Linked DNA regions of Homo sapiens: region 1 is linked to region 2. Evidence: read pairs that join two places in POLR2A ChIA-PET (ENCODE). Cell type or tissue: Panc1. All regions are shown on one strand. Links, peaks and the distances in the headings refer to the core of each region. The heading gives the core; the rest is flanking DNA. Region 1 overlaps LIPC (lipase C, hepatic type). Region 2 has its middle 44 kb from the start of LIPC.

Region 1 (2,915 bases), core at 99-2,598, 120 kb before region 2:
CTTGTTCACTCCAGCCAGGGTGCCCTGTGGCCCTGCACTCTGGCTGGTCTGTTGGATGAGACTTGAAACTGGTGTATGGATTTCTGTGGTATACAGGGCTTTCTGAGAATTTTTGTTTTCTCCACTTGGAAAATGATGTCCTGTCATATCTTGAAATGGGTCATGGACTTGCTAGTGTCATTGGCTTTCTTCTGAAAAATGTCCATCTGAGGAAACGGGACTGGTGCAGTGTGTGTGTTTGGGTGGGGGTGTGGGTGTGTGGGTGTGTATGTACATATAAAAAGTCCACCCTGGTGTGGGCCCTGTGCCTGGAAACTCAGAGGCTGCTGGAGACCTGCCTGGCATGCCTACTCCTTGGTTTCTGCCACTGCTGTGTCCAGGTGACTTGCCCTCAGACACTTGCTCTGTGCCCTGTCTCTGGCAGGTGCAGGGCCTACTTAGGCTCACAGAGACAGCACTCACATCCCCTCTGCCTTTGGGGCCACCCCGGGCTGGGTGGTGCGGCCCAGTGGAACCCTGCCCTTCACATTCCCTGGAGTGAGTTGGTGAATTGGAAGGTTGATGTGCTGGTGCTGAGACACTCACAGGGTGCTGCCTGTTTGAATGTGTCCAGTAGGGTGCTGATATGCGCCAGTATCAGATGCGAGGTGCTGCCCCATGCAGACCAAGTCCTCATCTCCCAGAGTCCTGCCAATGATTCCTTGGTACCACCAGGGTCCCTGTTATCCAGAGGCTGGCGCTGCCCCTAAAGCCTTTCACAAATCACCTCTCCCTGACTCTTAGTGTCCTACCTTGGACTCTGCCCCCTCCACTCCTTCTCCAGCCTCTGAATGCACAACAGGCAAATCCAGTGACAGATCCTGAACAGGGTTTAAGGAACCCACCAAGTTCTCTTACACCAGGAAGACAAATAAAATCTTGGTTCTACCACTTAAGAGGCTGTGTGACTCTGGGAAAGTTAACTTTTCTGCACCTCAGTTTCCCCCTTTTTGACATGGGATTAGCAACACTGTCTGAATTGTGAGGGTTAAGAGATTGTCCATAATAATCATTTATTGTCCATAGCTCAGTTATTATGGAGATAAAATGAGTTAATATTTATAAAGCACCTATACATATTATAAATAATATGTGTATACTATTGTCAATGATGCATGGCACATCTGATAGAAGTGTTTGCACCTGGGCTTTTTTTTTTTTTTTTAAACAATGTTTCAGCACCTCAAATACCTGTTGAATGATTAGGAAAGCTCTACAGGCTGAGAGTTGCTTGGGGGTGCTGATAACCATGTCCTCTTCATCCTTGTGCCTCCCTAAAGCCTGTTGGGCTGTCTGGCACATGGGAGTGCCCTAAAAATTGCTCTTTGACTGTGTAAGTGAAGGACTGAGTATGCCTTTCTCATTTTGTACATTCTCTTCAGCATTGGAAGCCTTAGTTTTAGAGAACTTATTTCTAATTTGGGAACATATTCCCCCAGTTCTCACACATTAAGGAGATAATTAGAGCTCAAAAGGGTGGAGCCTTAACCCAATAGGAATAATGTTCTTGGAGGTGACTTGGAGTTAACCACTTTGACATTTGTGACCTCAAAGCAAGAGTTAAGGCAGGCTAAATGATACGTTTTCATAAAAACAAACAAAAAAAAAAAAAGAGAAAATTACATGGAATTCAATGCAAAATTTGCAAACCAACCCAACGGTAGGAGCTAAGTAGGGATGCGACACCACCTTTTCCTTGTTTTGAAGGAATACTACCTAGCACCTGCGTGTGCCAGGTAAAACTCGGGATGGCAGCTAAGTCACAATCCTGCTGTCCAGGTGCATCCAATCTGGTGGGGAGGGTGGGTTCTGTAGCAGCACAGGAATGGAAATGTTTCCAGAGCAGAGCCAAAGTGCTGAGCAGCTTGTGTGGAAGGAAAGAAAGGGCTGATGAATTGGTGAGGGGGCATCTGGGGAACGGCAGAGAAGGAAAGAAAATGAGAAGATGTCATGGTGTGCCTGCTTCTTCCTGCCCCACTCTGGGAACTGTAGTGTCACTAACTCCGTGCAAGGCTCTCTCTCCCTGGCATTGCCCTCTGGTCACTAAATCACCTTCAGGTCCAGCCTCAAGCATCTTTGGCTGCAGCCTCACCCTCGGCCCACGCATCTCAAGCATCCCATTAAATTCTAGCCTCCCCAGGAGAGTGGGTGAGCTGGAATTTCACTCCCACTCCCTAACATCAAGAGACATAACAGATGTCTGGTTTTTCTTTGCATCCTCAAGTTTTCCTACCTCCTTCAGGGTGCAGAACATTCCTGAAGGGTGGAGAGGCAGAGGCTCCAAGATAGCATCAGTGTCTGTCCTCAGGCCACAGTGTCAGAGCTGGATGAACTGGGTTAGGGTAAGAAAGAAATTTGGGTTTGCTTGTTCTAAAAAAAATCTTGGTAGGGTAATTTTCTTGTAAGAAAATTGGCTTCTGTAGAGATTTAAAAATGGTATTGTAAAAACTGGTAAATATATTCACGGCAAGTTAATGTACTCTTCCTTGTGATTAGGCCCAATCAGATGTCATATTCCAGTTCATTCAGCGCTGATGGAAGTTCTTATAAAAACTAAAGCTAATTAAGTTTCCCTTTTCTCCCTCCCCACCCCATCATCAACTATGATTTCTTTGTTCACTGACGCAGATGTTAAAAATACATGGAAAATGTTTCTAAATTCTTTGTCATTTTAGGAGAAGATCTGTCATCAACAAAAAAATACTGGTGGGTAGAGCTGGAAAACAAAAAGGAATAAACAAAAAAACTTCAGGCATTAAAAAAAAAAAAAAAAAGTATGAGAGGCCTCTAGGTAATGATCACATTGGGAGTAGGTGGAGACATGTGAATATACATAGGCTGAGCCACCTTAAATCCCTCCCAGAAAGAGTCTAGGT
Region 2 (2,915 bases), core at 174-2,673:
GTATTCCTGTTCTGTGACTGTCCTTCCACTTGCCCTCTGCCCCCCACCATCAAGCTGTGCACCTTCAGTGAGCAGTAGTGGCGTCTTCTTCCTTTAATCCAAAATGCCGAGATGGTGCCTGGGCTTTCTGAGGTACTCAGTGGAGATTTGTTGAGTAATTGGGAGATCCTTGGTCTTACAGTGTCCAGAAATTGAACATTGTGAGGTATATTTAGAGTATCTGGCTGGTGGGGAGAAATAGGGTGAAGCAAGCCCATATGCTATATAAACAAAATGACTCTATGTCCCAGACTTTTTGGAACAAACAGGTTTCAAATATTCCCTCTGTTTTCCCCAAAAGTACATTCGTATCCGTTTGACCGTGTGCTCTCGTATTTTGGTTCAGAAAATATGAATTGCACAGCAAAGATGACAATTTGTTATCTCCCAGTGGCTGGACTATTGATGTCTGTTTTTTCTCAGGTATCCGGAGGCTTGAGACCCTGAGTAAGCCATTACAAGGCTGTGTGGTGAGCAAGAACGCAGTAGAGCTGTCGGCTGATTTATTTAATATCTTGTTCTGGCCTATTTCTGATACATGGGTTTATCTGTCTGGGTTCTGTAGAGAAACAGAGCAGTAGGTTGTATTTCAAGGAATTCGCTCATGGAGTTGTGGAGGTTGGTAAGTCTGAAACTTGTAAGGTAGGCTGGCTGGCTGGAAAGTCTCAGGCAGCAGTGAATGTTGTAGTCTTGAGGGAGAATTTTTTCTTCCTCAGGGTAACGTGTTTTACTCTTAAGACCTTTCAACCGATTGGATGAGGGTAATCTCCCAACTATGTACCCAACTGTATTATCGAGGGTAATCTCCTTTACTTAAAGTCAACTGATCGTAGATGTTAACCATATCTACAAAATCCCTTCACATCAACACTCACATTAGTGTTTCATCAAATAGCTGGACATGATAGCCTAGCCAAGTTGGCACGTAAAACTAGCCATCACAGTGGGCAAAATTAGGACTGCCCACAACTCGTCCCTAGAGGACCATACGAGGCACAATAGTGGATCTGGACATATCCTAGTAAATGTGGCAGCAGGATTACCCTCATAAACTTCTGTTCTCTTCCCAAAGAGAAGCATCCATAGCCCAGTTGACCTGCTTGTTAAACCCCAAGGGTTAAGTGAGCAAATATCTGGGAAGTTCCCCTTTAAGGGGACTGCTGCTCTATTTTCCAGGAGAGAGGTGTTGGAGTAACTCCTCCCCATTCTCTTCAACCTCTCCTTCCTCTCCCATGGGAAGGGGGTCCTGATCTGATTGGTGTTAGAAGGGGCAATCTACTATGGGCCCTGAGCATCTCTACATGTTCTTCTGTGTATGCCACGAATGTAAGACTGTGAGTACTCTTTCCCAAGTCTGCATTTTCAGCAGCAACCTTCAGAGAGAAGGTAACATCTCTCTCTGGACACAGAGCAGGCTTTGCCTCCACCTGCTATAAAAGCAGTGAACCACCCAAGTAGAGACTTTCTTGTAACACAACTCTCTGCATGTTCAGGGTTCATCTAGGACCACGTATATTTTCCCTATGGGACCTAGTGAGAGAAAATGGGAAATTGGTGTGACCATCAAACTAATAGTTTGGCTACGGCATTTGCTGTGAGTAATACACTCATGTGTCTCTGACTCAGGAGTCTTATGTATTTTGCCAGCATCCAAAAAACAGTTACAAGCTCCTTGTTAGCTTGCAAGTAGGCTACAGTCTCAGACCCTTCACAATTCTTGACAGCAAGAGGCCTTGATTCCCTGCAGGTGACAATATTTGTTCTATACTCCCAGCTTTACCATCCTCTCCATGCAAAGCAAGCTAGCTGAGTGGGATCTGTCCTAGAGACCAAACTCTCCCTACTTCAAGATCTCATTGAGGCAAGAAATAGTAAAAACTGTTTTTGCTTCCACTCTATTATTAAGAAAGCTGATGTTTTGATTCTCAACTGGTTTAGAATCTGGAAGGGATAAGAGGAGAACATCTAGGCTCTTCCAGAAACCCCAACAAGCATGGTATGTCAGGTGGTATGCTAGGATCTGGGGGTGCCAAAGAGAAAAAAGAAATGTCCCTGCTCTCTTAGAGCTTGTAGTTTAATGGGGATGCGACTGGGGGTTGCACAGATATTAAGATAATTACAGTGTACCGAAGAAGGCTGTTTGCTGCTTGCTGGCCATCTCTTTCTACTAACATTTTTTTCTTTCTAATAACTCTCTAAAGTCACATTTTAATAATCTTGATTTGATTTAGCTGATTCCTAAGTTTGTAACAGCAACTCGTTTACAAACTAGCTCTTGGGAAGAGTTATTTCTACAAGGTTAAGCTCATGATTCTATGTCGATTTGTACCAAGTTCATTCACAGGGACTGACTTATCTTGATAATTTTGGAGCCGTTTATGTTTTGATATTACCTTATATAATAATCCAGTGAAACAGAATGCAATATTAAAATTTAAGTGATAATGTGAATATTTAAATTACATTAAAGTAAGTAATGCATACACTAGATCTTTAAGTTCAGTCGTAAATTCTACTTTCATTGTATTTTTTAGCAAATAACACTCAAATGAAGTGGAAACTCTGGAACCCATAGGTCAATCTTTCAGTGCATCCACCCATGAAATGTTGCAAGTCTGCCCGTCACTGTGCCAGGCATTAGGGTTATAGGGTAACTGAGAATTTACTTTTCAAATAGTCTAGTCTCTGGCTAGGCATGGTAGCTCACATCAGCACTTTGGAGGGCCAAGGTGGGCAGATCACTTGAGGTCAGGAGTTTGAGACCAGCTTGGCCAACATAGTGAAACCTCGTCTCTACTGAAAAAAAAGAAAAAATTTCAAATGCTCTAGTCTCCTAAAGGGAGAAATGTAATCCAATCACACATTTGGAGAGGTTT

Evidence for each region. Peaks named below come from ENCODE experiments on the same cell type or tissue, not always from the same donor. Only the 100,000 strongest peaks of a DNase experiment are listed, where the experiment ranks them.
Region 1: POLR2A ChIA-PET joins it to region 2 with 11 read pairs; 4 of 35 experiments call an interaction of 5 or more read pairs at or near these places.

The regions. Positions count from the first base shown.
Region 1 is chr15:58,501,246-58,504,160 of GRCh38, reverse strand. The region is part of intron 1 of LIPC (lipase C, hepatic type); the gene reads right to left. Among named protein-coding and RNA genes, the nearest start is that of LIPC-AS1, 4.0 kb to the right of the region's middle. In Panc1, for the core only: no CTCF peak of the experiment used is centred there; no DNase peak of the experiment used is centred there.
Region 2 is chr15:58,386,044-58,388,958 of GRCh38, reverse strand. No RefSeq gene overlaps it. Among named protein-coding and RNA genes, the nearest start is that of LIPC, 44 kb to the left of the region's middle. In Panc1, for the core only: no CTCF peak of the experiment used is centred there; a DNase peak (open chromatin) is centred at 1,668.